Regions from separate parts of the Homo sapiens genome. Here region 2 is linked to region 1. Evidence: chromatin loops called from intact Hi-C (ENCODE). Cell type or tissue: Caco-2. All regions are shown on one strand. Links, peaks and the distances in the headings refer to the core of each region. The heading gives the core; the rest is flanking DNA. Region 1 overlaps TLN2 (talin 2). Region 2 overlaps TLN2 (talin 2).

Region 1 (15,281 bases), core at 4,028-12,027:
AAGACAAGGGCAGTAATTATAGATTCACATTTTGTAATAAAAGTTCATCCTTGCAGACCACCAGCAGGATCCAGTGGGACTACACTGTGAGAATCACTGCAAAATGGCCAGAATTTATGTTTGTGGGAAAATCTGAGTAATTATTGAATGACTACCCAGCATTGCCAATTAAAACAAAACTTGGATGAGACCAGTCTTCCAATTCTGTCTGATGAAACATAAACGGAAAGCCTTTATAATGTAATATTACTGCCTGAGTGATTATTTTCAGAATACAATGATCAGCCAAATGGCTTCTAATTGATCTCAAAATATTTACTGAGCCTCTCAGTGTGATAATGTTCTGCTGAGTTGCTGATTTACCCCCAAAAGAAGACAGTAAGAATATGAGCATTCCAAGACTAATAAGATACACATGCCGTGAATGGTTAAATATATAAATATAGGCCAGGCGCAGTGGCTCACGCCTGTAATCGCAGCACTTTGGGAGGCCGAGGTGGGTGGATCACGAGGTCAGGAGTCCAAGACCAGCCTGGCCAATATGGTGAAACCCCGTCTCTACTAAAAATACAAAAATTAGCTGGGCATGGTGGTGCATGCCTGTAGTCGCAGCTACTTGGGAGGCTGAGGCAGGAGAATCACTTGAACCTGGCAGGGTGAGGTTGCAGTGAGTTGAGATTGTGCCGCTGCACTCCAGCCTGGGTGACAGAGCAAGACTCCGTCTCAAAAGCAAACAAAGAAAATATAAATATAGAATGCACAACTCCATGAATGACATGAAGGTATACACAGGGGTCCTCTTTTGCTCCTTTTCTTCACTTTTTCTAAAACAGTCCTTTGGTATCTTCAATGATTCATAATCTGTGAAAAACCAAACAGGTTACACAACAAACTCAGGTGCAACTTCTCAAACAGCCTAAGCACATGTGTCCCAAATAATTAAACAATTTATCTCAGAGGCACTTTTAAAAATAACGCTGTGCAACCATTCCCTTCTAAGAAACCTTCCCTGAAACTTTTCATATAAACCATTAGTAATTGGTGAACTGGTAATTTCTGGATCCTGACTTTATTTTTTAACACTCTCCTTCTCCCCTCCACCCTGCCCCCAAAGCACAAATACCTCATCCTGGTGGTTTCAAAGTAAAGTCTACAAATCTTCAGTTCTCCTCCCTTTAAGGGACAGAGCCTGATTCCCTTCCCCTTAGATGTGGGTTGGACTTAGAAGTGAATCACAGTGTATAGAATCAAGTGGAAAGGATGGCATGTGATCGCAGAGACCAAGTGACAAAAGGCACTGTGTCTTCTCCTTGTTCTCTCACGGATTGCTTCCTCTGAAAGAAGTCCGCTGCCATATTGTGAAGGTGCTTCAGCAGCTGATGGAGAGTCCCACAAAGTGGGAAACTGCATGTTGCCCATTGTCAACAGCCATGTGAGTACCCCATGTTGGAATGGGTCCTCAGCCCTGGCAAACCTTCAGATGATTGTAGCTCCTGCCCACATTCTGAGTCCAACTCAGTGAAAGAACCACCTAGTTATGCCGCTCTCAAATTCCTGACTCATGAAATCTGTGAGATTGTGTTTATGTGAAGGCATTGCATTCGGGGGTAATTTGTTATGCAGCACCTACAATAAGTAACAGACCTTAGATCTTCAGCAGTGATTTTAGCATATTCGTAGTGAGACTCAGTAGCACTGAGACATAATCCACAGGGATTTTACTATTATAAGCATTGTTTTGAGGCTTTTAAAGTGATAGCTAACATCATGCGATAGATATATTAACCACTTCCCTCCCCTGGTGTTTATTTTAAAGGGATTGTTACCACAATTAAATTGATTTATGGATTCATTTGTTTATGAATTTTTTAAAAATTATTTGTTCTGGCAGTTGTTAATGCTTGAACTTACTTATGGGGGTTATCTCTATGTGACTTGGGATACACGTTTGTCTCTATCCTCAGAGGAATTAGCTGTGGCAGTAGGGCCTTCAGCACATCCCAAAGACAGTTGGTTGGAAACATAAATATACTTGGGCATGTATTCCCAGAGATTGTGCTTGTGTCTAAATTGGAGTAAAAATTACAGGCAGCCTTAGGAAAATACATTTGGAGACATTCCGTCTTCCCCAAAAAGATGTTAATTATTTAATAACTCCTTATCTTACACCTTGGTATTAGCAGGAGCTTCTCGGTGTTGTGTGTGTTCTTACTTTTTAAAGACACAGCTATATGTCACTTGCTGTTCTACCTGTGGAATTTTTTTGCATGAGGAAGCTGCTTTGGCCAGGTATACATCACTTTTTCTACACAAGTCCTCTGTGTTTGATACAGAAATGCTAGGTAAATGTGCTAGTGCTAGAAATGCCAGAAATAATTTCCAGGTTCCAGCAAGATTGCTTTGGGGTCATTCCCACCTTTAACACTGAACCCCCCAAATCTGAGATAGGTCTCAGTCAATTTAGGAAGTTTATTTTGCCAAAGTTAAGGGTACACACCGTTGACATAGCCTTAGGAGATCCTGATGACATGGGCCCTGGGTGGTTGGAGCACAGCTTGGTTTTATACATTTTACAGAAACATAAGACTTCAAAATATGTAAGATGGTCAGGCGTGGTGGCTCACGCCTGTAATCCCAGCACTGTGGGAGGCCGAGGCAGGCAGATCACCTGAGGTCAGGAGTTTGAGACCAGCCTGGCCAACATGGCGAAACCCTGTCTCTACTAAAAATACAAAAATTAGCTGGGCATGGTGGCACATGCCTATAATCCCAGCTACTTGGGAGGCTGAGGCAGGAGAATCATGTTGCTTGAACCTGGGAGGTGGAGTTTGTGATGAGCCGAAATTGTGCCACTGCACTCCAGTCTGAGTGACAGAGCAAGACTCTGTCTCAAAAAAAAAAAATATATATATATATACACACACACACACACACACACACACACACACACACACACACACATTTATATAAGATGTACATTGGTACCTTCTGGAAAGGTGGGACAACTGGAAGTGGGTGGGGGCTTCCAGGTCAGAGGTAGATAAGAGACAAATGGTTGCATTATTTTGCATTTCTTATTAGCCCTTCCAAAGTGGGCAATCAGATATGCTCTTATCTCAGTGAGCACAGGGATGAGTTTGAGTTGTTTGTCCTTTGTCCACAAGGAAACTCCTTGTGAGGGAGGTAAGTAGATAGCTTTTTTTTCTTAGTAGCTATCTTTTTTTAGGAATAGAATGGGAGGCAGTTTTGCCCTAAGCAGCTCCCAGCTTGACTTTTCCCTTTGACTTAGTGATTGGGGGGTTCCAAAATTCATTTTCCTTTCACAACTCTTACAGTGTGGTAGTGCTTGAAGTTTCATAACAGTCAGAGCAGAATCTCACTGCTTGCTTCCTGCTGGAGAGAGGAATCTCTGTCCTTCAGTGGATGATGTTTTCTGTGGTCTTGTTCAGGAATTTACAAACTAGAGGAAGCCTTATCTCACCAAGGGAAAAAAAGACAAATAATTGGCCTCTGAGAATTGCGGCAGGGAGCAGGGAGTATTAGTGGGGGCGTCTTTTTCTCTCAATTTCTGGTATATACATATGTATTTTAATAATTACTAAATGTCTAACAGAATAAATTTATGAGTAAGCTAAGTTATTCAGATGTATTTTGATAACTTATTTATTATATAAATAATATATGCTATTATAGATAAATTAGAAGATTTAGTCCAGTAAAAGAAAATAAAAACTGGCCGGACGCGGTGGCTCACGCCTGTAATCCCAGCACTTTGGGAGGCTGAGGCGGGTGGATCATGAGGTCAGGAGATCAAGACCATCCTGGCTAATATGGTGATACTAGCCGGGTGCGGTGGCTGATGCCTATAATCCCAGCACTTTGGGACGCCAAGGCGGGTGGATCACGAGGTCAGGAGATCGAGACCATCCTGGCTAACACGGTGAAACCCCGTCTCTAATAAAAATACAAAAAAATTAGCTGGGCGTGGTTGGGAGTGCCTGTAATCTCAGCTACTCCAAGGCTGAGGTGAGAATTGCCTGAATCCGGGAGGCAGAAGTTGCAGTGAGCCGAGATGGCGCCCCTGGGCGACAGAGCGAGACTCTGTCTCAAAAAAAAAAAAAAAAAGAAAAAAAGAAAAAAAACTATTCCAATAATCCCAATGTCTAGAGATAGTCTGTTTTTAAAATAATGAATTTTGCCCTATGTCAGTTTCCTTTTGTGATTTTTTTTCAACGCATTTCCCCCCATAGATTCAGAATGTCCCAAACTGTGAAATTTATAAATTAAAATGTATAAGTAAGTTTTTATTTCCCATTCATTTATTCCAAATAATTGCCTTTTGTTATGGTAGAATTTGAGTAATCAAAGAATTCTACCATAACAGATTCCACAGAATTCCATAGCAGAAAAATCTTGGTAAATCCTTGTGTCTCTAATAGTCCTTGAAAGAGGATTTTCAATGCTGCTTTGGAAAAGTGGGGTAGCCCAGGACGTTCTGGCTACTCTTCCTGCTGTCACTGACATTTGAGGACTCGGAGAGTTGTTGTGGCCTTCCTGTTAGGGGTGGAAATATTGGAGGGATTGAAAATCTGGAACTCACTAATTGCATTTGTGTTCCCTCTGGCCTTCTTTGGGGGTGCTTGGTCGGATGTTCATGGTTCAGGGAGGGACAGATGAAGGGCGTAAATCATGATCTGGGAAGTCTGGTCCCTGAACAGCTGTCTGCCAGCTGCTTCACTGGAAACTGGGCAAGTACGAGTGAGCTTTCCTCTGATGGTCTGAAATTGCCAGAAACAGCAGAGCCATGCTCCAGGTGCTTGTTGCGGGAACTGAGTTCAAATCTTGCCTCTCCCACCTAATGGCACTGACTACAGGCCAGCTATGTTGAAGCTTCTGGGCCTCAGTTTCCTCACGTGTCAAACACTGGTGACATACCCACCCCTGTAGGTTTGTTGTGCGGTGGGTGTTAACAACATACATGCCTGGCTCATAATCACTCATAAGGCCCTGTCCTCCCCTTGCTGTTGTATCATTACAATTGAGTATAGGATGGGTTTGAGCAGGTTATTGTCAGGAGTGTCTATTCTAAGCTTTCGTTACAAAAGGTCCCCCAAATCCACTCAGCTTTCACGCTCTCCCACGTAGGAAGCTGGCCCAACACCATGGAGGTTCCCCCCCGCCGCTTTTTTTTTTGAGATGGAGTCTCACTCTGTTGACCAGGCTGGAGTGCAGGGGCACAATCTTGGCTCACTGTAGCTTCCGCCTCCCGGGTTCAAGCGATTCTCCTGCCTTAGCCTCCCGAGTAGCTGGGACCACAGGCACACACCACCATGCCTGGCTAGTTTTTGTATTTTTGGTAGAGACACGGTTTCACCATGTTTGCCAGGCTGGTCTCGATCTCCTGACCTCAGGTGATCCACCCACCTCGGCCTCCCAAAGTGCTGGGATTATAGGTGTGAGCCACCATGCCTGGCCGAGGTTGCCTCTTAGGTAAGTAAATAACAATCTCCTTGTCTCAGGGGAGGACACTGCTGATGAAGAGTTTTTTTTAGATCTGTCAAAATTATGGATACCACCCCCCTTTGTCTGGGTGATCCTAGGATTCTTTTATTTTCAAGAAGACAACTGGGAGGAAGCCATGCAGGAGACTGGCTGTGGTAGTTTTCATGTGAATTTTTATCTTCAGTGCTTTTCATGTCTTCAATTATCCAAGTACCCCAAGCCTGTGGTTTGCCTCAGTTTGGGTGGGCATAGCCAAGGGGGTTCCAGGGCCGTCCAGCCTTCACTCAAGGATGACTTTCCCTAGGCTGAGGGCAGTGGACCCTTGACAAAATTTAATTACCGTCTCTGCTTATGGCTGGACCTCAGCTGGCAGGGTCTCGGGGGCTTTAAACAAAAGCAGGAGCCTCTCCAGAAGTAGATTAGGGAGATTTGCATTCAGGCCAGGGATTTGTACATGGTGTTAATTCTCCTCCAGGCAGATATCTGCTTGGGAAAGGGCTGTGTGACCCTATTTAGAAAAATGGCTACACTTTGTTAACCTTTTTTCCCTTAAGAAGGAAAAATCATTAATGGCAGAAGTTCAGGCCCCAGAGGGGATTTTCTGGGTGATTCTTTGTTTCAAGAGTCATGTTTCCCCAGATGTGATTAAATTGTCCGTAACTTTTAACTCTTCCCTCCCCCGTGCTTTAGTTGAAAAATAAAATCTCTGTTCATATTTCTTGCATATCATAGGCTTATGTCTCTTTCCAGCTCTATAAGTCAAGGCTAAAGATTTTTTTTTTAAGAAAGAGGAAAAAAAAGACATTTATTTGAGAAGACATTTTTGTGTGTGCCCTGCTCCCACCATGCATTCATTCGGTGCTGGAAAGTGGTTAGGGGATTCTAAGCAGCCCCCTTGCTATAGCTGGACTGTGACGCTGTCCCTTACTGTCAGTCTGCTTGGCTCCTCCAGACCTGATGCAGATGCTGCCCGCTCCCCACACAGCCCTCCTTTTTCTCTGTTCCCGGAACACTGTTTGCTTCTGTTACTGAGAAGGCAATACTGGGTAAAGGAGAATGATGCACGATGTGGAGCTGGAAGACCCAGGCCCAAAGGCAGCTTTTACCACCTCCTAGCTGTGCTACCCTGGGCCCCTGAGCCTAGAGTTCCTTCACTGCACTTGCAATTGCACTGTGCAATGCCTTCTCAGTCTCCTGGCTAGAAAATGGAACTCCTGGAGGACAGGATGTTTTTCATCCTATTATTTCCAGTCATTTATCTAGTCATTCATTTCTTTATATAATGACCCTCCTAGGACCTAAGAATAGAGAGATGAACGCGATACATGTGGTAGGAATTGTAAGTTGCTGCTTCTTTTTGTTTTTGTTTTGAGTGATCCACTGATGGTTGAGAAAGCCTAGGATCTTTCTCCCCAGAGAGAATGCCACTAGAGAGGGGGCAGAACATGACCCTGCCTGTTGACCCCAACTGTGACACTTCTGAAACCAATCTTAGGAAAGCCTCTCATGGGAATGGCATTTCCAAGATTAGGGGTAAAGTGGGACCTCCCTGTTGAAAAGTTGTCCTGCCCTCTGTCAGCTAGACATGCCATAAGCAAGGGAAAGAATGACTTTTAATGACAGGGGTAGAAATTGGGAGCAAGAGGCTGAACACATGGAACAGAATTTTTTGAAGTGCCTTGTTAAATGGAAAGTAGATGTAGGAAAATTTGAAATGCTGGTATTTCAGATGGGCCCAGGCCTATCACCTATTATTCCACCTGGAGAGGGTAGACTTATATTACTCCTCCTTTTTCCAGAAGCAGTTTGTGTGTAAAAGCCCTAAAGGGCCACATTCCACTTGATCCCTTTTATTAACGAAATTGTACTTTGCAGCAAGGTGGGGTGTGGCCACAGAGCTCTTTAAAGATGGGAGCCTGGAGGCGGGAGGTTGGCTAATTGCATGTTGCCTTTTGGCTTCTTTCCAGTCTTTAATCATGGATGACCTCTTATCTGTAAGTTCTAGGCCAAAAAAAAAAAAACAAAAACCAAAAACAAAAAAACCTTCTGTTTATCTTCTTTGTGTGCTTTTTATGAAGCTAAACAGATGATGATCATGATCTAAGCACTAGCTTTGGAAGGCAATTGTAGTGGATGGAAAGGGTCAGGGTGGATTCTACGCCAGATGTCAGCCTGCAGAGGCTGTGATTCCAGGCTTCACTTGGTTGAAGTGACCAGTCTGGCCAGCTTTGCTAGGCCTCCTCTTTCTGACTCACTGTTCCCATGGATCTCTGGAAGCTGCTGGTTCTTACGTGTCTACGAAGAGAAGCAGCTTATTTCCTGGGGTGAGGCATGCCCAGAGAAGATTTACTTCTCAAAAGGCCTACTTGAATGTAGTTCACAAGCCTGGCTGTGCCTCAGCATCACCCGTACAGCTTAAAAAGAAATTACACGGAACCACATCTCCTAGAGTTTCCCTTTCAGATAAGGATTGGAATGTGTATTGTAAAAGAGCTCCACCCGTGACTAGGATGGGTGTCAGGACTCAAGACTGTCTACCTTCCTCACCCACACTTTGCAGAGAGTGGGCTGTGGCCCAGCAGCTTCCCGTCTTGGAGCTTATCAGGAATGCAGATGCCCAGATTCTACCAGGCTTCTTGCATCAGAACCCACTGTTTAAAGGATGGAGAAGCCCTGCTCCAATATGGCATGTGGTATGATCAGTGCCTGATTGTTCCCGGAAATGGAACATTGACCTTATGCATTGATGGCTGTGGTTTACCAATACCTATGCTCCTAAGAACTGGGCCAACATCTGCATAGATCCAATTTTTAAAAATTATAATGTGAATCGTCTCTGTTATGGATCGCGACCAACTTCTAAGTTGCTTTGCCTTCTATTGTCCATTATACACACATCAATGGCATTCATTTAAATATACTTAATTTGTAAAATGAGCTGTGTTCTGTAGGCAGATAGGAGTATTTGTGTTCTGCCTTTATTGCATGTACACAGGCAGAGCACAGGCCTCTGCTCCTGGTGATGGTAAGTAGTCTCCAGTCGTGCCTCCCTCCCCTCAGATGGAGGTAATTTCTTCCTCCTCTGGATTATACCTGTCCCTTACATGTGTGACTGTGATTGCACTTGCCCTGTGTGTTGGAATTTTTTGTTGACATTTCTGACACCCGTGGGAATGAGGCCCTTTTTATTCATAGCTGCATCCCCTGTGTCTAAGAGGGCATACTTAATACATAGCAGAGATTCAATAAATGTTCGCTGAGGGAGTGGATGAATGAGTGGGGCTGATGATTGAGAACTCCCAGTATATCCTACATATGGACTTGTGTTTTCTCCATTCCTTCCTCCCCAAAATATCTGGGGCAGCATGTGAGAGTCTCTTCATTTTCTATTGGAAATTGGAGTACTTGAATCCAGAAGTTTAAATCTATGAAGGTGAAATGCGGTTAGGCTAAGTGGATGGACCCTTAGTTAGATCCTCTCTGGGTGATTTGTTTCCCCAGTGGTACTTTCCTCTGCTCCTTCTGGAACTCCAGCAGTTGCTCCTTGCCCTCCAATGGCTGCAGGATGCCTGCTTCCTCTGTGTGGGAAGAATCCTATTTCCTAATCCAGCAGGCATTTTTGTTGGTAATTCTGAAAATCGTTTCTCAGGGCTCTTTCCTAAAGTTGTGGCCACCCAGCAGTGAGTTAGCCACAAATGGCTCAGTGATAGCAAAGGCCTAGTTGCAATATGATTTTTTCTCCCTGAGGATGGTTTTATGCTGAGAGATTCTACATTTGGTTTTAGTAGAACTTTAAGCAATTCATATTTGAGAAGATACATTTATAGCTCTAAATTTTTTTAAGAAGAATGATTTCCAGTGCTTGTCTGGTTCCTTTTTTCCATGGTGGGGTTTTGGCTGCTTTTATGTTATATAGCATTCTGGCTTCCCCGTGCTGCTGACCAAGCGTGGACAGTTTTTGGTTTGCTGTTTTAAAGCCAAGGAAAGGCCCATGCTTCCTGTCTTGAGAAATTTAAAGTATGGAATTTGGCCAGGTGTGGTGGCTCACACCTGTAATCTCAGCACTTTGGGAGGCCAGGGTGGGCAGATCGCTTGAGCTCAGGAGTTCGAGAGCAGCCTGGGTAACATGTTGAAACTTTTGGTACGAAAAGTACAAAAATTAGCCGTGATCATGCCACTGCACTCCAGCCTGGGTGACAGCGTGAGACCCTGCCTCAAAAAAAAAAAAAAAAAAAAAGAAAAAAAAGTCTGGAATTTTATACCTGTTAAAAATATAAATAAGAATTAGATTTTTAAATTCTGAAGTAAATAACCTGGTTCTTCTTACTTAACCTGAATTTGCTAAGTATCTCTTCATGATTCTGAATGGTTAGATCCTGCCAAGGCTGACCCTAAACATTTGTATAGTTTTAGTATTCGATCCTTGAGTAGTCACTGGTCAGTTCCCCAAGGGTTGACTTGCCTGTTGTTGTTTTACTGGCTACTTGGAATCTGCCTGGAAGGCCTCCTGAGGAGTTTGTTGGAATTATGCATATACAGTAATCAGAGTTCTGAGTGTAGGCAAAAGTATCTGGATTTCCTAGAAAGTGAGGGGCTGCTGGACAGTCTCTTCATTTGCCAAGGGATATTTTAAAATAACATGCTTCTGTATCGGTGGCTGTGTTCTAGAGAGCTGGGGTCACCGTAAGTCTGATGATATCCCAGTGTCTGTCACAGGAAAGTGAGGTACATCCACGTATCTACTGACCCCCAGTATCTGGTGGGATATCTTTCCCACAAAATTTGCTTCTTAGGAGGGTTTTTTTTTTCCTTATAGTTCTTTTCATATATAAATACTAATCAGTCACCAATTCATTACATTTTAGGAACAGGAGAGTCTGTGAATGACATGAAAAATTATTAAAAGGAATTTGGCGAAACTATTAAAGGAATTTACCCACTCTAAAGAGAGCTGTACAGGGGTTATTGTTCTTGTTAAACAGAGTAGAGGTCAGTTAGTGGAATGTGGAGAGTTTAAAGTCATTGCTGACTTAATGACTAGTGAAAGACCAAGAAGATATGGTCTTTGCCACTGTACTTCTTAATGACAGAATCAAAGACTTACTGTGTGGACTTTATGGAAGTCTCTAGGAGTAAACTTGATGACAGAATTTTTTTTTTCTAGGCCATGTTTATATTTTCAATCTGTTCTTTCTGCTACCTGGGACATTATTTTTATTTATTACAAAACATTGACTAGAGGGGCTCACGCCTATAATCCCAGCACTTTGGGAGGCTGAGGTGGGAACATCACTTGAGCTCAGGAGTCCAAGATCAGCCTGGGCAACATGGCAAAACCCCGTGTCTACCAAAAAATACGAAAATTAGCCAGGCGTGGTGGTGCTCACCTGTAGTCCCAGCTACTCGGGAGACTGAGGTGGGAGGATCGCTAGAGCCCAGGAGGCAGAGGTTGAGGTGAGCTGAGATTGCACTACTGCACTTCAGCCTGGGTTACACAGTGTCTCCAAAAAAATAAAATAAATAGAGAAATGGCCTGGATATGGCTTGAAACCAAGCCTCTTTTAAGCAAACGTATTTTAAAACTGAGGGGAAAGGAGACAGGGCCAACATGCCAACTGATGAATGTAGTTTGCCCCACTTTACCAGTCCTTAAATTAGCAAGGTTTCTCTTCTTTGTTTTTGAGACGGAGTTTTGCTCTTGTTGCCCAGGCTGGAGTGCGATGGCATGATCTTGGCTCACCGCAACCTCCACCTCCTGGGTTCAAGCAATTCTCCTGCCTCAGCCTCCCGAGAGTAGCTGAGATTACAGGCATGTTCCACCATGCCCGGTTAATTTTGTATTTTTAGTAGAGACGGAGTTTCTCCATGTAGGTCAGGCTAGTCTCGAACTCCCGACCTCAGGTGATCTGCCCGCCTGGACTTCCCAAAGTGGTGGGATTACAGGCATAAGCCACCGCTCCTGGCTGCAAAGTTTCAAAGTTTCTTTAAAAACAAGCAAAGAAACAAACAAACAAACAAAAAAAACAGTCAAAATTACAATTCAGGTGAGGGAGGAGGAGTGAAGGTCCAAAACAGATGGTGGGCGTTGGTGGTTTTCTCTTGTTTAAAATGAATGTAGGCCAGGCGCAGTGGCTCAAACCTGTAATCTCAGCACTGTGGGAGGCCAAGGCGGGCAGATCACCTGAGGTCAGGAGTTCACGACCAGCCTCGCCAACACAGTGAAACCCGGTCTTTACTAAAAAATACAAAAATTAGACAGGTGTGGTGGCGCATGCCTGTAGTCCCAGCTACTCAGGAGGCTGAGGCAGGAGAATTGCTTGAACCCAGGAGATGGAGGTTGCAGTGAGCTGGGATTGCACCATTGCTCTCCAGCCTGGGTGACAAGAATGAGACTCCATCTCAAAAAATAAATAAATAAATAAAATGAATGCAGCAGGGCTTTCTGGCCCAAATTGCTCTACAGAACTTTGATTGCTAGGGAACAAATATTCATTGTCTCCAGTGTGCTCAGTACATAGGCATTGTGACTGGCCTCCATACTGCAAAACAAGAAGACACCTTTGCAGTGGATTAGAATGTTTAAACTAAGTTCCAGATGGGTCAGGCAGAGTCTAACTGGCCTTTGGACCCTTGGTGTCTAGACAAAGCCAGGCTTATAGTAGGCAAATGTAAATGGAGGCAAGGGAAGAAAGATTTCATTAAGCAGAATTATCTGAGAAATGGCTGAGAAAAGACCCGAATATCTGCTATGGCAATCTCAAGTGACATCAATGCCCACTTGGAGTTGGGCACAATGTGAAATTCCTTCTTGAGGGAGCGCTGTTGGGAAAGGAATTTTTGCCTCAATTGGGCAACTTTTTCCTGCTATTTAATATGCATACTCTTCTTGAGCAGTTAAAGACGCAGAAGAAAGATAGTATTGTTTCAAGACAATTCTCCCAGGCTGCTCTTGGCCATCTTTTCTGAGTGTGCAGGCCCCACCACAGTCCCTGCAGCAACACAGTTTTGTTTGCTTAAAATTTGGTAACCTAAGGGGGCTTGAAGTCCCGCCAGGGCACTTCTGGTCCTCACAAATAGTGCCACTGAAAAACGCATCTTGTGCAAGTTTCAGAGCTTAGAAATATTCTGCTTAAATGTGCAATGCGCCATGGGGCATGTTATAGACCATCTCATTGAGCAAAAGATAAATGACCTTTCTCAGAAGGCTGAAGGAGCTTGGGACAGGTAAGCCTCCCTCTGTTCATTGTTTAAAAAAAGGAGGAACTTTTATCTCTACTTCTTGCTTCTACTTGGCCAAAAGAAGTGGATTGGGTCATCTTTTGGCATCAGGGCTATGCAAGTCCCTTTTGTTCCTATTTCTCCTGAGCAGGCCACATGTGTCTCTCTTTGCCTGAATTTCTCAAGCCTCCAGCTGAGGCCAAGGGCAGGGCTGGGGTGGACACTCATGACTGGCCATTGAGAACCCCCATCAATTTCATCCTTGATAGACTTGTACCAAAAGAGCGACCCTCCCACAAGGTTGCTGGATACACTTAGTTGTTTGGTTGGCTCTCAGAAAATGAAGCTTGCACTCACACTGCCCCGGGAAAACGTTAATTCCTGGTTAGGGCTTTTCATGATTCTGTCACACTTTGAATAGTAAGACCACTTGCTGTGGTGCAGAATATCTGGATTTCAGAAGTGGCTGACAAATATTTTTTGGAAAGGAATAGTCACAATTAGAGGGACCCATCCACACTGATGTGACAGAACCTTTGGATGTTGTTTTTTGTTTAATTGGACATAGTTATATCAACAGGATTTGAAGGTGGCAGATGATTGCATGCTCTGACTAATGAAGGCTCACTGGGCTTTTCATGTTTTTTATTTAATTTTAAGTATCTATTTTGAATAATCATGTAAGCCTTATGCCTGATTTTTGAGATGATTATTTCCAAGGTAGGGAACTTAGTGAATGGGCATCATTTCCATGGAGGGTCAAATACCAAGATACTAGCTGAAAGCCAATTAAGATATAGTTTGGGCACCTTGGTATCAGTGGGTTGGATACCACTGCATGTGATATGGCTTTGTGACCTTCCTCGCTCTCTTTGTCCTAAGCCTATGATGGGCCTTATAGGAGAACTAGTCACAGGTGGCTCTACCTTTAAGAATATGCCTGTGTAATGCATGGATGATTGGAAGGCATTGCCACAAGTTTCTTCAGCTGAAGGAAGCTTTACGGAGTTGTGGGGCTTATTCTCCTTGACATGCTGCTGCTCCTTTTGTGTTTTCATTTTAAAACAAAATATGTATTGTTTTTCTAGGGAAAGGCACAGTAGCTTGAATTTACTATATTTGACAGCTTTTCTCAAATGCTTTCAAAACATGGAGTTGCTAGAAAACAAAGGTTTGAACTGCTGACTTCTTCTTGTGAGAATATTAGTTTAGTTTTGGAGTTTTAAAATTTCTAAGGAGGAAGAATGTCTTTGTGACATATAGGACAAGCACTGGGAGGGGAGTCAGCCAGGGTGTCAAGCCTGTGCAGCTGCCTGGTGCCTGACCTGGGACAGATTGCTCTAGGCTGCAGGCATGGGGGTTTATTGCCGAGGCACTGGGCCTGGTGATACGAGGGGTCTAAGTGGTGAGTTTCAGACAGAAATCATCTGTACTCTTGATTCCAAAGCTGGTAATCATGACTGTATTGATCCATAAAGACTCATGATGTATCATCTGTGCTTGGCTTCTGGCCTGGCTAGGGGAGAGGAGACGGGGCGTCATCTGGTTCTGCATCTGGATTTGGAGATGGAATTTGAAAACACACAGGCAGGTTATGAGAACTGCCACTTGTAAGAATGCAAGTGAGTGTGAGATAGAAAGGCCCGGTGATAGATGGTCTTGGGCTTCTCTGTTTTCCTATCACCTGTGTCTCCCTTCCTTGCTCTTGTACTGTTTGGTAACAACTTTGAGGTGAGTCCTTTCCTTTTGGCTGTTAAAGAGCCCAGAGGTGGGTTGGAGGAAAACAGCTTTGTGAAGCCTGCAAGAGTTGACTTCACAGTTCCGTTTGCTGCGTTTTCAAATACTGCTTTATTAGCCACCCCCTCTTCCAAGGCCAGGTGATTTGTGCCTTATGGCCTGGCCACTCTGAGTCATAGTGCCTATGTTTGTGTGGCCAGATTGCAGACTCTGCTACAACAGCGTCAACAAGTTCCCTTTATAGCCATTAAAATATATGTACATCTATTATTCTTTATTATAAAAGTAATATGTGTTCATGGTAGATAATCTGTAAATATAGAAAAATAAAAAAATAATAAAAGTCACTTACTCAGTGAAACCAATGCACCTACCCTCCTAGGAAGTGGCCATCAGTCCTGTGTCACCAGCACTAAGATCTGAACTAACCACGTGCAGATACCTGGGATCAGTAGGATTTCTTCACATCTTTGTGTGTGCTGTGTAATTATTCTACCCTGAGCTCGAATCCTCCACTTCAACTTTTAGCACTGATTTCTCCGCTTAACCCATGTGTGCTTTATACACAGAGAGACTTCTTAAGTGATTAGTGGTTCAGTCACTGCCACAGTCTATTAAAGCTTCTTAGGGAAGTGATTTTCTTTCTGTGGTGTGAAAAGGAAATAACAATGTCTGTCTTGCTCTTTAACCTGTCTCTTCTTGGAAATTCCCAGGCATCTTGGAAGCCATGTGTCTGCCCTTGGCTGTGCTCTGTGGACCTCCTGCAGTATGCTTGCCCCATTTCCTCTCTTGGCTCTTTGCCAGCTTGTGGCCTTTCTAGAAGG
Region 2 (15,281 bases), core at 3,223-11,222, 64 kb after region 1:
GATTAAACAAGATTGCTTTTCTTTCTAAAAAATAATATATCCACATTATAAAAACTTTTAAAATAAATAATTGCTGAGTCAAAGGATGTCAGTGTCTTTAAAGCTCCTACATACATCATGAAAAAGGTTGAACTGATTTACAGTGCCAGCTTCAGTATATCTTTGCTGGCTGGCATTATTTTGCATTTTTCATATTATTTAAGAATAATGGCGGCTGGGCACAGTGGCTCACTCCTGTAATCCCAGCACTTTGGGAGGCCGAGGCAGATGGATCATCTGTCAGGAGTTCGAGACCAGCCTGGCCAACCTGGTGAAACACCATCTCTACTAAAAATTAGCTAGGCGTGATGGTGGGTGCCTGTAATCCCTGCTACTCAGGAGGCTGAGGCAGGAGAATCACTTGAACCCAGGAGGCGGAGGTTGCGGCGAGCCGAGATCACGCCATTGCACTCCAGTGTGGGCGACAGAGCGAGACTCCGTCTCAAAAAAAAGAAAAAAAAAATGGCAAAATTGATTCATGTTAGAGAAAATTCAAATTACACAGATATATTTAAAATACAACTTAAAATCCTTTCCCCTTTTTTACTTTTTCCCACCTTTTCCTCATGAGTGTTAAGAATTTGGTACATGTAATTTTCAGGCCTTTTCAGAAAATGCACATAAAAATAAATGAATTTTTTAAATAAATGCATCTATATTAAATACCCCTAATTTAATATAGAAGGGACTGAATTTTTGCCTATTATGTGCCCTTAGCATTATGCTTTGTTATTGCATATAATTTAGGTGGAAAAATGCTTCCTTATTATTTATAAAATACTTATTAAAATGCTTAAGTTGTCAAGAGAAATTATATAGTGATGCTTCTGTTTAATAGCTGTGGTTTACTTTTTATGCTGTGCAATTAGCTTGGGATGCATATCTTTTAATCTAATCTTTTTTTTTTTTTTTGCCAGTAGCTAGAGCTACAGAACATAACACAGATTCAGTCTTGCAGTTTTATTATTTTCTTTCACTAGACTTGACAGAGGATTTCAAGGACTCAATTTTCAGGTAGATAAGTAGTTAATGACTAGATGCAGTTGGGTAAACATTATCTAGGATCAACCAAGATGCTTAATCTAAATTATTACAACAGTTGTTTCTGGAATGAGTACAATGTGAGGAAAACACTTTAGTGTTAAAGTGATTCTCTAACCCCTGCCCCCCTCACTGTGGCAGGAGAAAAGAGGATATTAAAGCTTGGTTGATGCTCATTCATGTATTTCAGGGAATATAGGGACTATTTAATAGTATGAATAGAATTTCCGTAGATAAAGATTTCCTTGATCTAGTATGAGGAAGTGAGACCTTGTACCAGCTGTTGATACCAGATATAGAATTTTGGTTGAGTTTTAAGCCCTATTTATACCAGAAAGCTGTAGTTTTAACTTAAGATGACTTAGACAATGAAAACGCTACTGGGAAAGAGATACTAAAATGTTCACAGTTTTGACTGACAGAAAAACTCAGGAGAATTGTAGAACTTTGAAATAAGTCAGATAAATCCTTTCTAGGATGATGGGACAGAGAAATTGTAAAGGTTTAGGATTACCTGTTTACTGCTTAGAAAAAAATAAAAAATACACTTTTACCAAGGCCAGTAAGAACTATTTTCTGGAACAAACGGAAAAAGCTGGATAATGCTACTGACTGAGTTAAGGGGATAAGCCACCCAGTACCCAGGCCTCAGTTTCACCTAACAAGGAGACAGGCCTCGAGCATTGTTAAGAGCCATAGGATTCTATTTTCCAGTGAGAGAGTACCACTTACGTGATAACTTTGCACCTCTGTCCCAAATTCAGCACTCTAGCAAGATGCCAGGAGTTCTCCTTGCAGGTGTGGAGAAAACTTAAGGGTCTGGCAGAGATGTAGATTTAGAAAATTCGTGTACACTTGCTTTGCTGTGAAAAATTCACAGAATTTTTGAAGTTTATAAATTCTATTTAGAAAGAAAAAAAAAAACACCCTTCTCACTGGTTAGGAATTAGGAGATTTCTTCCCTGTGATATTCTTAGTTTACTCTTGGGGTGATTTTTGTTTGTTTACTAGTGCAGGTATTCAGATAGTCATCTAAATCCTACAGGCACACCCTTTGAAGTGCGAAGCTTTTCCTGCAGAACATCTATGGGAGAGGCCCTTAGTAGAATGTTTCAAGGAAAAATATTTCAGATAGTTGTCCATGTTCCTTTCTTAATTTTATTCCTAAAAAATAGCAAGCAAACTTTTTTTTACGTTACTAATTTTTCATTTGTGAATATTTATGAAAAGACTCAGTTGAAGTGTTCCTTTATATTAACCTTTTTTTGTCTGAAGATTTTTATTTATAGCATGAATGAATTCTTGCTTGCTCTGAAAGATTTAAACATTGTAGAAAGCTTCAGAGTAAAAGTAATAGATTAGATTGTGTCCCTCCTCAGAAGATCCTTTGTAAATAATGTCACTTTCTTGCTGTCTTTGAACTTTGTTTATGAAATATAGGTTTTAACTGTGGCGTTTGCCACACCTGTGAACTTTTCTTTATGTCTTCTGAGTTTTGTAAATATACTTGATATTCTTTGTCTCTTTTTCTGGTAGTTTTAAAAATATTTATCTGTCTAGTCTACCTAGGATTTGTTCTTGTGTATGATAGCAGTAGAGCTGCAACTTAATTTGTATGTGGATTTTTACTTTTCCCGGTATAATGTGTCAAACAGTTTGCTCTTTTTGTGCCAGTTTTAAATATCTTTATTGTATCCTAAATATCAATGTATTTGCTTTCTATACTCTCCTGTTCTAGTGATAATAGAATATGTCTATTTTCATAATGCTGTCACTCTGTTTTTGTTACTGTAGCTTTGTACTATATTTGATTTTATGAGGATATTTCCTTTCATTATTCTTATTTTTTAAACTTTTTTTTTTTTTTTTTGGTCATCCTAAAGGTTTTTCTCTTCCAGTTGGACTTTAAGATTAGTTTTCTGAGTTGAGATGCTCGTTGACTTAACGTTGACTTAGTTGACTTTACAAACTGAGGAAGAATTGTTGTCTTACAATATTGAGTCTTCTCATCTGGGAAATGGTAGTTCTCTCCATTATTGTATCTTTTTGGTTTTTTTTAATGTCATGTAGTAAAATTTAAAATAAGATTGGTTTGGCATATATATGGGTAGGTTTATTTCTTAGGAGTTTTTTTTTTCCTTTCCCCTCCTACCCTTCTTTCTATTCCTATTTGCTATTATGAGTAGAATTTTTTTAAATGCCATTTTCTTTTTTTTCTCTTCTCTTCTCTTTTTTTCTTTTCTTTTACAGGGTCTCACTTTGTCATCCAGGCTGGAGTGCAGTGGCACGATCAGGGCTCACCGCAGCCTCAACCTTCTGGGCTTGGGTGATCCTCGCACCTCAGCTTCCTGGGTAGCTGGGACTACAGGTGCACGCCACCATATCTGGCTAATTTTTTGTACTTTTTTTTTTGTAGAGATGGAGTTTTGCCATGTTGTCCAGGCTGGTCTCAAGAGATCCTCCTGCCGCAGCCTCCTACGGTGCTGGAATTACAGGTGTGAGCCACCATGTCCAGCTAAACAAATGCCATTTCCTAAATGGTTCCTGTATCTGACCATTTGTAATCCACTAGACTCTAGGCAGACAGGCATTCCATTTGCAAATATAGAAAGTTTTACTGCTACTGCCTTCTTTTGAGTACTTTATTTTGTTTTTCTGTCTGCATTGGTTAGAGGGTGAAATAAAATATTGAATAGTAATAGCAGGCATCCTTGTCTTCTTCCTGATTTTAATGGGGCACTATGTATAACTCACCATTTGTTTTCTCATTTCCATACATTTCTGAACTTTTCTTTATAAGGAAACATTTTGATAAGAAAGTATCAAATTAACTGTAATCAGGGGAAAATATTTAAGTCATTTTTCATTTTTTTCAAAGGATTTGGCAGTGATATGAGATGTGCCAAGAAATAGATTTTATGATTGATCAAAAACAGATTCTCATATTTGTCTCTCCGTTGAGGAATTCCCCATGTATAGGAGCATGTTAAAACATCTGAAGACTCAGTGCACTACACAGAACCTCTGAGAAACCCTAGGAACACACTTTGAGCAAGGTGGTCTTATTTTTCTTCAAGGAGGATGTGAGCGGGATCAAGGGTTCTCACCAGTGGCAGTGACCCAGGCTGGGGTGGAGTCTTGGGGTATGGAAGTCGTGTTCTCCAGAAGTAGATGGAGCCACCTAAGTGGGCCCTAAGAGCCAGTTGGTAGGGCTGAAATTGAGAAAATCTTCACTAATTGTCAGATCCAGAGGGTCTTTGGAGGCCGCATGGAAACAGTGAATTTAGAGATGTCACGTACCAAATATAAAAGAGGAAGAGAATGACACACAAGATGTGTGATGTGATAGTGCAGGACTCTGGCACTTTTACATGGCAGGGGTCCTTATCTGTGTTACTGAAGAGTGGGCTGGCAGAGTTAAAGCCAAAGGCTTAGAATGTAACCTCAAACCTTGTCACAACTATTCTTTCTTGCTAGTAGATTCAACTACCTGGGAACACTGCAGTGGCGTGATCTCGGCTCACTGCAACCTCCACCTCCACCTCCACCTCCCGGGCTCAAGTGATTCTCCTCCCTCAGCCTCCCGAGTAGCTGGGATTACAGGCACCCGCCACCACACCCGGCTAATTTTTTATTTTTAGTAGAGACGGGGTTTCACTATGTTGGCCAGGCTGGTCTCTAACTCCTGACCTCAAGTGATCCACCCACCTTGGCCTCCCAAAGTGTTGGGATTACAGGCGTGAGCCACTGTGCCCAGCTGGGAACACTTTTATTAGGTAAACTTCAAATTACTGTGTGTGCCTAAAAGCCACAAGCCCTAGTACCTTTAAATGAAAGGTTTTGCGCCAGTGGTTCTTGGAGCCCTGTGTTCTGCAGAGACGCCTCAGTGGACTGCAGGGTTGTACAGCTCCTGATCTCATTGCCTATTTCAGCCAAAGCAGCTCTGCTTTTATGCATCTCTGTTGCTTATTGGACTTCTAAGTGGAATTATATCTGAAGAAAAGACTTTGCTAAAAAATTTGAAAGCTATCATTGTAATTCGTTTTACTAATTTAAATCGTGTTTGTATGGGTGATACTGATCTTGTCTACATAACTGTGGACATTTTGTATCTCAACTCAATTTTGCATTTCTCAAGGAAAATTTTCTGGCAGGAAGGATTTAAAAATGACTTTGTCATCCATCTGATGTAGATATTATAGGATTTCGAATGTGTAGGCATGTGTTTGGGTCAGTTGTGTGCATGTCTTATTTCCTCTAGTAAATGGTGAGCTTCTTAAGGACCTGCTTGTATCTTATTTATTTTGTTTTGCATTCCTGCTCCCACCATTACTCCTGAGCACCTACCACATATGTTCAGGATGTAGTTCCTATAGAAGAAGAAAAATCATTTTCTTCTTCAACCTTCATAGATTCTTAATTGGAACAGACCCCGTTCTTAGTTGGAACAGACCCCCTGTAACAAAAGACAGATTTAACAAGAGAAAAACCAAATTATTGACATGTATATTTTATATATACGTGGAAGATACCCAGGGAATGAGTAGTTCTCAAAGAGAGGTGGCTTTGAATTCTAGCTTATATAGCATCTTCAACAAAGAACAGTAGGTTTTTAGAGAAGTGACAACACTAAGGAAAAGGATTTTGAGCCTCTATGGGCAGCAGGTTGGGGGAAGATAAGTAACTGCAGATAACGGCTAGTTAGCAAAGTTTGTTCACGTAGTTCCCTCTGGTACCATCTCCAGGCAGAGAAGTGAGAAGCATCTAAAGCTGTCTGCGGTGGTTAACCTTTGTTCTCCCTGATAAAAGAGGGGGCAGGATACCTTTCTTCTTTGTAAACACATATCCTGCTTTTAGGCAGATACAGGGAGAGCAGAGAAGCTTTCCTGCATTTGCTTCTTCTTAATTGTCTTCAGCCCAATAATCCTTCATATTTTGGGGTGGCCTATTCTGGTCTCCCACATTCCTGATTCTCTTCAAACCCCTGTGAATGAACATCCACTTTCCCTTCAGCTAGTGATGTCACTGAGAAGGCAGGAGAGGAGAAATTCAGAGGGAGGAGTCCTCCAGCAGCCTGACTTCCCTCTTGACTCTCAGTGTGCAGGCGAGTTGTTAAGAGAGCTCTAAATAGCCTCTTCTGGGGATTGCTGCATTTTACTAGGATCACCGAAAATTGAGGCGGGAGAGCTTGCCAAGAAAACCTCTCCCAGTTCTGCGTGGGCTACAATCTAAGTAACTGAGGCCAGCGGATGTGGACTGAGCCTAGAGGAATTGTGGTAAGGAAGCCTTGTTTCATGGTGGGATTATCAATGTTGTCCCCAATGTTCAGCTACACCCTTCCTACTCTTCATGGCCAAATTGGAGAACTGTCTCTTCTAAGCAGCTTTGTTTGGCTCAGAGTGAGCTGTGCTCTTTATTCTTTAGCCAGACCATGTGCATTATATCACTAGCACTTTCTTGTGCTCGTGCCACCTATTCTGCAACTATCTAATAGAGGGTTTGGTCTTCCACACTAGCTCTGAGGTAGCACTGTTGCCATAGCACCTGACATATACTGAGTGCTTATTTTAGGCAAGGCTCTTTGGTGGCAATGGAAACCCATTCATACCAATTTGGTAAACAAGGAAGTTTCCTGTATGCTTTTGGAAACAAAGGGCCTTGGGGATCACCAGAACTGGGGACTGAGGCACTGAAGGTGCTCTCCTGGGCTCCCACGTACCTGGTCCCTCTTTTGGTGGGGGGGTGTGCTTTATCTTATTATCCAGATGAACTTGCAAGGTCATTATTACCTCCCAGTTTCCAGTAACCTTCTGTGGCTGTCCTAATCTTTGTGACTTCGTAATCTTCCAACCACTGAACTAGAGTTCCACCAAATAGAATGGCTCAGTTACCAGGAAGAATTCCACTGGCCAGAATTGGCCTATTTGACCGAGACCACACCAGTATTAGATCCCTGGCCTGGAAATGGATTAACTGCCATAGGGTCAGGGCTCTACCCCTGCCTAGATGGCTTCGGGAAAGTGGGAAGGTAGGGCAGGTCCCTGGGGACCAAAGGCAGCTCCTTTGGGCTGGGCAGACCACAAAACACATCTCTTACATTATTTAAGTATTTGCTAGAGAAAATGATTCATCCTATTTTCCAATTCTAATACTCCGTGTTTTTTTGTTTGTTTTTTTGAGACAGAGTCACGCTCTGCCACCCAGGCTGGAGTGCGGTGGCGGTATCTTGGCTCACTGCAACCTCCACCTCCCGGGTTCAAGTGATTCTGCTGCCTCAGCCTCCCAAGTGGCAATGACCCAGGCTGGGGTGGAGTCTTGGGGTATGGAAGTCATGTTCTCTAGAAGTAGATGGAGCCACCTAAGTGGGCCCGCCTAGCTGGGATTACAGGCACCCGCCACCATGCCCAGCTAATTTTTGTATTTTTAGTAGAGACAGGGTTTCATCATATTGGCCGGGCTGGTCTCGAACTCTTGACCTCAAGTGATCCGCGCGCCTGGCCTCCCAAAGTGCTGGGATTACAGGCGTGAGCCATCATGCCTGGCCAATACCCCATGTTTTGATGTGAAATTTTTCTGTGCCTCCTGTCTTTGGTTAAGAATTACCAGGCATTCTAAAGTATGTCTTCACCTGTCTGGACGATGCCCCTGCCCTGCTCCTCAGCCCTTCTTTGCAGGGTGGACTCTGCCTGAATTGCATAATGAAGGCTGTCAGAGAGGAGGGCAGCTCTGCAGGTGATGAGACTTGAGGACAGTGTGTCACCCCTTTCCACTCATCGAGTGTGCAGAACTGCAACCGAGGCAGCTGGAGCCAGGAGGCAACGAGGGTGCTGCAGACACAGCCTAAAGAGTGGTGCCCACTTGCGTGGCTCTTTCCAGAGGGAAAAAATGATTTGCCTTTCCATTTGTACAGAATGTCGCTGCTTCCCATTCTTCCTCTACACAGAAGGAAAGGGAAAAGAAATCATTATTCCAAAACAAGACGGAAGAAAGAGAACTAGCCCCATTCAGGAAAGTCAGGTTTCTGGCAGGGCTGTGCCTTGCGACTTCATTAGACCCATGTGTTATTTTGAGTGGCGGGAATAATAGGACTTGCACCTAATCAAGGAAAGGAATTCCAAACAAAAGCTTGGGTGGGGTTTCCTGGGCAGAAGCGTGATATTGTAATAAATGGGAAGCAGGGTTCTACAGTCCAATCTCTGGTCTGATTACACAAATTATAGCAAAGGGCCTGTTTTCAAAGGAATGTAACACACCCCGCCGAGGCCCCTCCTCAGCGGGTGTGTCTTCATTTCCTCAAGCTCCCTCCTTAACAGCTAACGCCTTCGCGAGAGGAGCTGAGGGCCCTATGCGGAATAATTAAGATGCCTTCTTTAGGGTCTCTGCCTTGGGGCCATTTTACAGGTGAGTTTACCTTATGCTGAAGTCCTTTAGGGACTCCTGTGGCTAACTTCTCCGCCCTTCTCTTGCATTACTGAACAGAAAGCTAGTGCAGGAGCCTGACCTTCCAGTCACAATTGCGAACATTTCCAAGCACTAATGAGCCAAGCGCTTTCTATGGAGTTGAGGAAAGTCTGTCTCTCTCTCTTTTTTTTTCCGCAAAAGGTGTATCATCCCTTGCCACTGTGCCTGATCGCCTGCTGCTGTCCTTGGTCTTCAGACCCCACCCTGGCCTCCTTCCCTTTCCGACTCCCTGGGCCCAGCCAGTTGAGCCACTGAGGAATTCTCCCTGCTGCTTCCTCTTGCAGTATCCTGCTCCCTACCCCACTTTTTCTTTCCTTTTTTTCCCATCTTCAGATTTTAACATGCTCTCCTCACGAAAGCTCCCTGTCCTTTTCCTTCCTGGACTGTCCCTGAGTCTGTTAGATCCCTGGAGCACCCTGCGTTCACGTTTTGAGTTGTTATCTCACCTAGTATTAAATGATACCTTTGCTTCTTTTTCCTTTTCAACTTATAAGCTCCTCGAAGTCTAGAACTGTCCATCTTCAAATTCGCGATACCTGGCACATAATAGATACACCCGAATCGTTTGGAGATATTGTCTCTTAAACAAATGATATATTTTGATTTTATTTTTTAACTACAGCCAATTTATGCCCCATAGCAGATGTATTTCTATTATAGCCCTATCTATGTAGTATTAAAGATTTTTTATACCATTTTGGTTTGTTTTTACCCATGTATCTTGCTGCCTTGTCTCTGTTTAACTTTAAGATTCAAGGAGCCCAGTAACTGTGCGGCAAGGCATCGTGGGACAGTTGCCTGACACCTGGCATCCTGGGTTGTGGCCCTCGTCCTTCACTGGGGATGTGTTTGGGTTACTGCAGAATCTGAAGGGCAAGATGAAATCATACAGGTGCTGGTGCCTGTCTCCTCCTTGCCTGTCTGATGCAGCCTCCCTCTGCTCCCTCTTGGCTCTGCCCCTTCTAGCCTTCCTGAACATCTCTCCTCCATTTATTTATTTATTTATTTATTTATTTCCATAGGTTTTTGGGGAACAGGTGGTGTTTGGTTACATGAATAAGTTCTTTAGTGGTGATTTCTGAGATTTTGGTGCACCCATCACCGGAGCAGTATACAGTGAACCCAATTTGTAGTCTTTTATCCCTCACCCACTTCCCACCCTTTCCCCTCAAGTCCCCAGAGTCCATTGTATCATTCTTATGCCTTTGCATCTTTGTAGCTTAGCTCCCACTTACGAGTGAGAATATATGATGTTTGGTTTTCCATTCTTGAGTTGCTTCATTTAGAATAATAGTCTCCAGTTCCATCTAGGTTGCTGCAAATGCCATTCATTCATTCCTTTTTATGGCTGAGTAGTATTCCATCACACACACACACACACACACACACACACACACACACACACACACACACACACACACACACACACCAGTTTCTTTATCCCCTCGTTGATTGATGGGCATTTGGGCTGGTTCCATGTTTTTGCAGTTGCGAATTGTGCTGCTATAAACATGCATGTATAAGTATTTTTTTTGTATAATGACTTATTTTCCTCTGAGTAGATACCCAGTAGTGGGATTGCTGGATCAAATTGTAGTTCTAATTTTAGTTCTTTAGGGAATCTCCATCCTGTTTTCCATGGTGGTTGTACTAGTTTACATTCCCACCAGCAGTGTAGAAGTGCTCCCTGTTCACCGCATCCACACCGACATCTATTATGTTTTTTATTTTTTGATTATGGCTGTTCTTGCAGGAGTAAAGTGGTATTGCATTGTGGTTTTGATTTGCATTTCCCTGATCATTAGTGACGTTGAGCATTTTGTTCATTTTGTTGGCCGTTTGTATACCTTCTTTTGAAAATTGTCTATTCATGTTCTTAGCCCACTTTTTGATGGGCTTATTTGTTTTCTTCTTGTTTATTTGAGTTTGTTGTAGATTCTGGTTTTTAGTCCTTTGTCAGATGTATAGACTGTGAAGATTTTCTCCCACTTGGTGCGTTGTCTGTTTACTCAGGTGACTTCCTTTTGCCCTGCAAAAGCTCTTTAGTTTAATTAAGTCCCACCTGTTTATCTTTGTTTTTATTGCATTTGCTTTTGGGTTCTTGGTCATGAAATCCTTGCCTAAGCCAATGTCTAGAAGGTCTCCCATTCCTGTTTCTAGCACACTTTGCACATGCTGGGCCTTGTCTCTCTCCCGTTGGGCACAGTGACCTGTCATCCTGCGAGGGTTGGCTTCACTGGCTTCCTCTGGGAAGCCTTCTGTGATTCCTTCAGCTTCCTCTGCCCTGCCATGAACTCTATGGGTGAAAGCCCCCAGTGTGCATCACGTTTTATTGTAGTCATTTGTTTATGGGTCTCTTCTCCCACTGGATGGAAGGGGGTGGGGTTCTCAGGAAGGGAGACCTGACCTTACTCCTTTTGGTATTGCCCAGCATATAGCCGAGTGCCAGGCATGCACTAACTACTAGGTGATCCAGTAAGTTATTTGATAAGGGGCATTTTCTTCCTTAAATAATGAGTTTTTAAAAACTTACTGGTGGTGTTTTGAGTTTTAGAATGATTGCACATGTCCTAATATAGTCAAAGTTTGGGGCTCTGCACTGTGCAACTCTGTTTTACACATGAGGGAATGGAGACTCAGAATCCTTAGCCACACAGCTTGCAGGAGGCAGGATGGTGCCTCAGCCTCAGGCCTTCAGAGTCTTCCTCTGGTGGGCTTCTCCCCAAGCAAGACAGAGTCCTGGAGACTTCATAAAAGTGTTATGCTGGCAGGAGATTGCTGGTGTGCCCGTGGGGTGGAGGTAGACTGGACTCCAGGGAACAGGAACGGCTTTCAGAATTATCCCTGGTAGAGCTGACCTTTTCACACATTGGTGGCAAGACTCATTTCAATCTGCAAAGTGGGAAGATTTCAGAGAATGAGAAAGGCGAGATGAAGTTCTGTGAGCACTACAGAAGGTTGTGCTGAGGTTAGCTGCACCCCTGGATTGTATACCTTATACATTTTCTTACAGATTTTACTTTTGTGGTGTTTTTCCTGTGTGCATTACTTTTCCTATGCTGTGTAAGATGTTGCATTCCCAGGCCAGGCACAGTGGCTCATGCCTGTAATCCCAGCACTTTGGGAGGTTGAGGCAGGTGGATCACTTGAGGCCAGGAGTTCGAGACCAGCCTGGCCAACATGGCAAAACCCCGTCTTTACTAAAAATACAAAAATTAGCTGGGCATGGTGTCGGGCGCCTGTACTTCCAGCTACTGGGGAAGCTGAGGCAGGAGAATCGCTTGAACCCCGGGAGGTGGAGGTTGAAGTGAGCCGAGATTGCACCACTTCACTCCTGCCTGGGTGACAGAAAAACTCCATCTCAAAAAAAAAAAAAAAAAAAAATATATATATATATATACTGCATTCCCCCCACTGACACACACATACTCAGAAAAGCTTATAAATATCCCATTGTTGCCTGCATAATTCCCCCAGAGGAGGAGAGATGCATGCAGGAGCTGCTAATTTGTGCTTGTCTGCTTGCTAGAGACTCACCAGCAGCAAACCCAGACAAGCTGTTAATAAGTGTTAAACACCCCAGAGTCTGCATGCTGGGTGAAGTCCCAGCCAACACTCAGGAGACAAAAACCTTTCCCTTGAGGTAGCCTGTCTTGATTGCTATGGTGAATAAAGTTCATAAATACCATTTTGAGAAGTATTTACGATATTCTTTTGGTACAGTAAAATTTCATTAGTTTGGGATAATGAAAGTCATCTAACTTAGAAGATATAGGGACAATTTAAAAACATTAAAGTATATACATAATAAATTGCACTAGACTGACAGATGATATTTCTAAAAGAGGTTTCTGAAATATGATCTATGACACAAATTTAAGGCATCATTGCCCAATAGAGGGATTTAGGGGATCTGTGCTAATGGATATTTAAGAGCAGCAATTAACATACCACTTCGTAATTAAGTACTCCTGGATTGCTTAAGGGGCACTGCCTGGCAACAGTTGGACCCTTCAATTCCTTACGTAGCCCAGTGTTCATCTGAATGAACTTAAAACTATTTGACTACCCTTGTTTTGCTAGGCAAACGCTTTAAACTTCCAGTTGTGAGTCTAGGGTTATCTCACATTATGAATTAATGTGGTCTACATGAAGGACATCCATCCTCTTACGTTTCAAATCAGCAAATATTTGAATGTGTGCTATGTGCAGCAGTGTTAGTCAGCTTTCAAATAATAAAATGTATTTCCCGCCCTCAAGAAGTTTGCAGCCCACTGTGTAGGATAGACAGAGAAACTGGCATTTGGCCCTGGCATAGCATTGTCAGGGGCTGGGCTTTGGAGTTGGATGGCTCTACTGTTTACTAGCTGTGTGTGTGTGTGTGTGTGTGTGTGTGTGTTTTACCTCTTAAGCCTCAGTTTCTGCATCTGTAAAATGAGGATCATGATACGTCTTAGGGTTATTGTGAGGAAAAGCAAGGTAACCCATGTAAACTCTCAAGCATAAATGTTTGTTGTTTATCTGGTATGGCTGCTGCTGATGCAGTAAGGAAATGACTGAGATAAAGCATGGCAAATGTTCCATTAGACTAGGTATGCGTTATATCCCTGAGAACACACAGGTGTGAACAGGATAACTCCTGTTGGGGGCTTGGGGTGCGGGCAAGAGAGGCCAGTAGCTGGGGAGAAAGTTAGAAGGCTACAGATGAGCGGGACATCAGTACTTCTCTGTTCGTTCATTTGGCAAACATTTTTGAACATTTTTGGTGTGCCAGAGACTTCACCAGGCACTGGGATTATAGGAGTGACTCAGAACAGATTAAAAACCCTGTTGGAGCCTGCATTCCCAGGGAGAGAGAAGGGAAGTGCACACCCACGTGTGTAAGAACACTGAGGTGAGGGGTATAAGGCGAGTTCTAGGAATGTGGAGTAATTAAATATGGCCAGAAAATAGAGGGATGTGCATGGGGTATAGGGGAACTGGATGACCAGGCTTAGGAGGGAAGTGAGCACATATTTGCGAAGGCCTGATGAGTCTTTCTAAAAAACTCCTGGCAGCATTGAGTAGCCACAGAAACCTTCCTTTTTTTTTTTTTTTTTGAGATAGGGCCTTGCTGTGTTACCCAGGCTGGAGCGCAGTGGCACAAGCACAACTCACTGCAGCCCCAAACTCCTGGACTCAAGAGATGCTCTCACCTCAATCCAGGTCCTCACTGTGTTGCCCGGGCTGGTCTCAAACTCCTGGGCACAGTCTTCCTGCCCCAGCCTTTCAAAGCACTGGGATTATAGGCATGATCTGCTGTGCCCAGCCCACTTTTTTTTTTTAATATATAAATATTTTTATCTGCTGTCATTGTAACCCTTATTTCTTATAGAAAATATATACAGAATTAGAAAGTAAAAGCAAAATACCCATAGCCCCCACCTCTCAGGAAAAAATTTGTATTTTGACCAACTTATTTTCAGGTTCTGCCCCATGGCATTAATTTATTTCTTGAGTCGACATAGTTACGATCATAAGTACAATTTAGTTATCTGTTTTTTTCCCACTTATTATAGAGTGAGCATTTTCTCAAATTCTTGTAAACAGTATTTTACTGGCTAAGTAGTATCCACTCGGGAGTATGAAATATGGTTGACTTAACCAGCTCTTTCTTTCGGATCATTCAGTTGTTTCCAAGACCTTATTAGCATAAAGAATGAATGTTTAGCATCTTGATTTGTGAAAGCATTTCTGCACCTGAGATTATTTCCTAGTGTTAAATCTGCAACATTGTGATTACTAGTTCAAGGCAGTGGACATTTTCAAAGATGTTTGAAGTTTGGAACACATTGTCAGAGTCCTTCCCTAAAAGATTGCACTGACCGAAAAATAGTGTAAAGCTCTCTGTGTCATGAGGCACCTGGAGGCCTGGTGAGGGTGGATTTGAGCAGCAAGATGCTGGTGGGAGTAATATCCAGACAAAGCCTCCCCCAAGGCGATGGCATTGCTGAGAAAGAATGAGGGGACCAGCCAGGAGCTGTGGCTCACGCTTGTAATCCCAGCACTTTGGGAGGCCAAGGCGGGTGGATCACTTGAGGGCAGGAGTTTGAGACCAGTGTGACAAACATAGCAAAACCCCGTGTCTACTAAAACTACAAAAATTACCCGGGCGTGATGGCGCGCGCCTGTAATCCCAGCTACTTGGGGGTGGGGTTGAGGAAGGAGAATTGCTTGTACCTGGGAGGTGGAGGTTGCAGTGAGCCAAGATCATGCTACTGTACTGGAGCCTGGGTGACAGAGTGAAACTCTGTCTTGGGGGAAAAGACAATGAGGGGACCTTGCTTGAATGTGAAATGTGTAGGCTTGTGGCACATCATGAACTTCGGCCAGGCATGCTAAAGATGATGCCTTTTGGTTTAGGACCTCCAGAATTCCCTCTTCCCGTTCCCCCTGTAATCTGTACCTTGTAACCATTTGCTTAAATGTCACTTTCCCCTACTGAGTTGAGTTCTCTGAGCCCACGACCACAGATATTATTAGCATTTTTATGTCCCTAATTATTATTTAATTAAGGTCTATAAAATGGAAGCGGGGTGAAGGGAAAGGGGGCTGGGCATGGAGTGTGGCTTGGGCAAGGAACATGGTCCTTGTCCCAGTGTGGCTGGGGCTGGCAGGGCTGGGCAGCAGGAGGGAGCGGCAGGAGGGGAGGGGACAAACCTCCCTGCCCTGGGCGAGGTAGAGTGGAGCCCGAGCAGGCA

Evidence for each region. A loop is a pair of places that touch in the nucleus more often than their neighbours do. Peaks named below come from ENCODE experiments on the same cell type or tissue, not always from the same donor. Only the 100,000 strongest peaks of a DNase experiment are listed, where the experiment ranks them.
Region 2: a loop joins it to region 1, with 2.6 times the contacts of the local background. A loop is called at or near these places in 6 of 110 quality-filtered maps.

Annotation. Positions count from the first base shown.
Region 1 is chr15:62,488,436-62,503,716 of GRCh38, forward strand. The region is part of intron 1 of TLN2 (talin 2); the gene reads left to right. Among named protein-coding and RNA genes, the nearest start is that of TLN2, 110 kb to the left of the region's middle. In Caco-2, for the core only: no CTCF peak of the experiment used is centred there; a DNase peak (open chromatin) is centred at 7,707.
Region 2 is chr15:62,553,002-62,568,282 of GRCh38, forward strand. All of the region lies in intron 1 of TLN2 (talin 2), which reads left to right. Among named protein-coding and RNA genes, the nearest start is that of MGC15885, 85 kb to the right of the region's middle. In Caco-2, for the core only: no CTCF peak of the experiment used is centred there; DNase peaks (open chromatin) are centred at 5,820, 6,136, 7,750 and 8,340; H3K4me3 peaks cover 1,063 bases.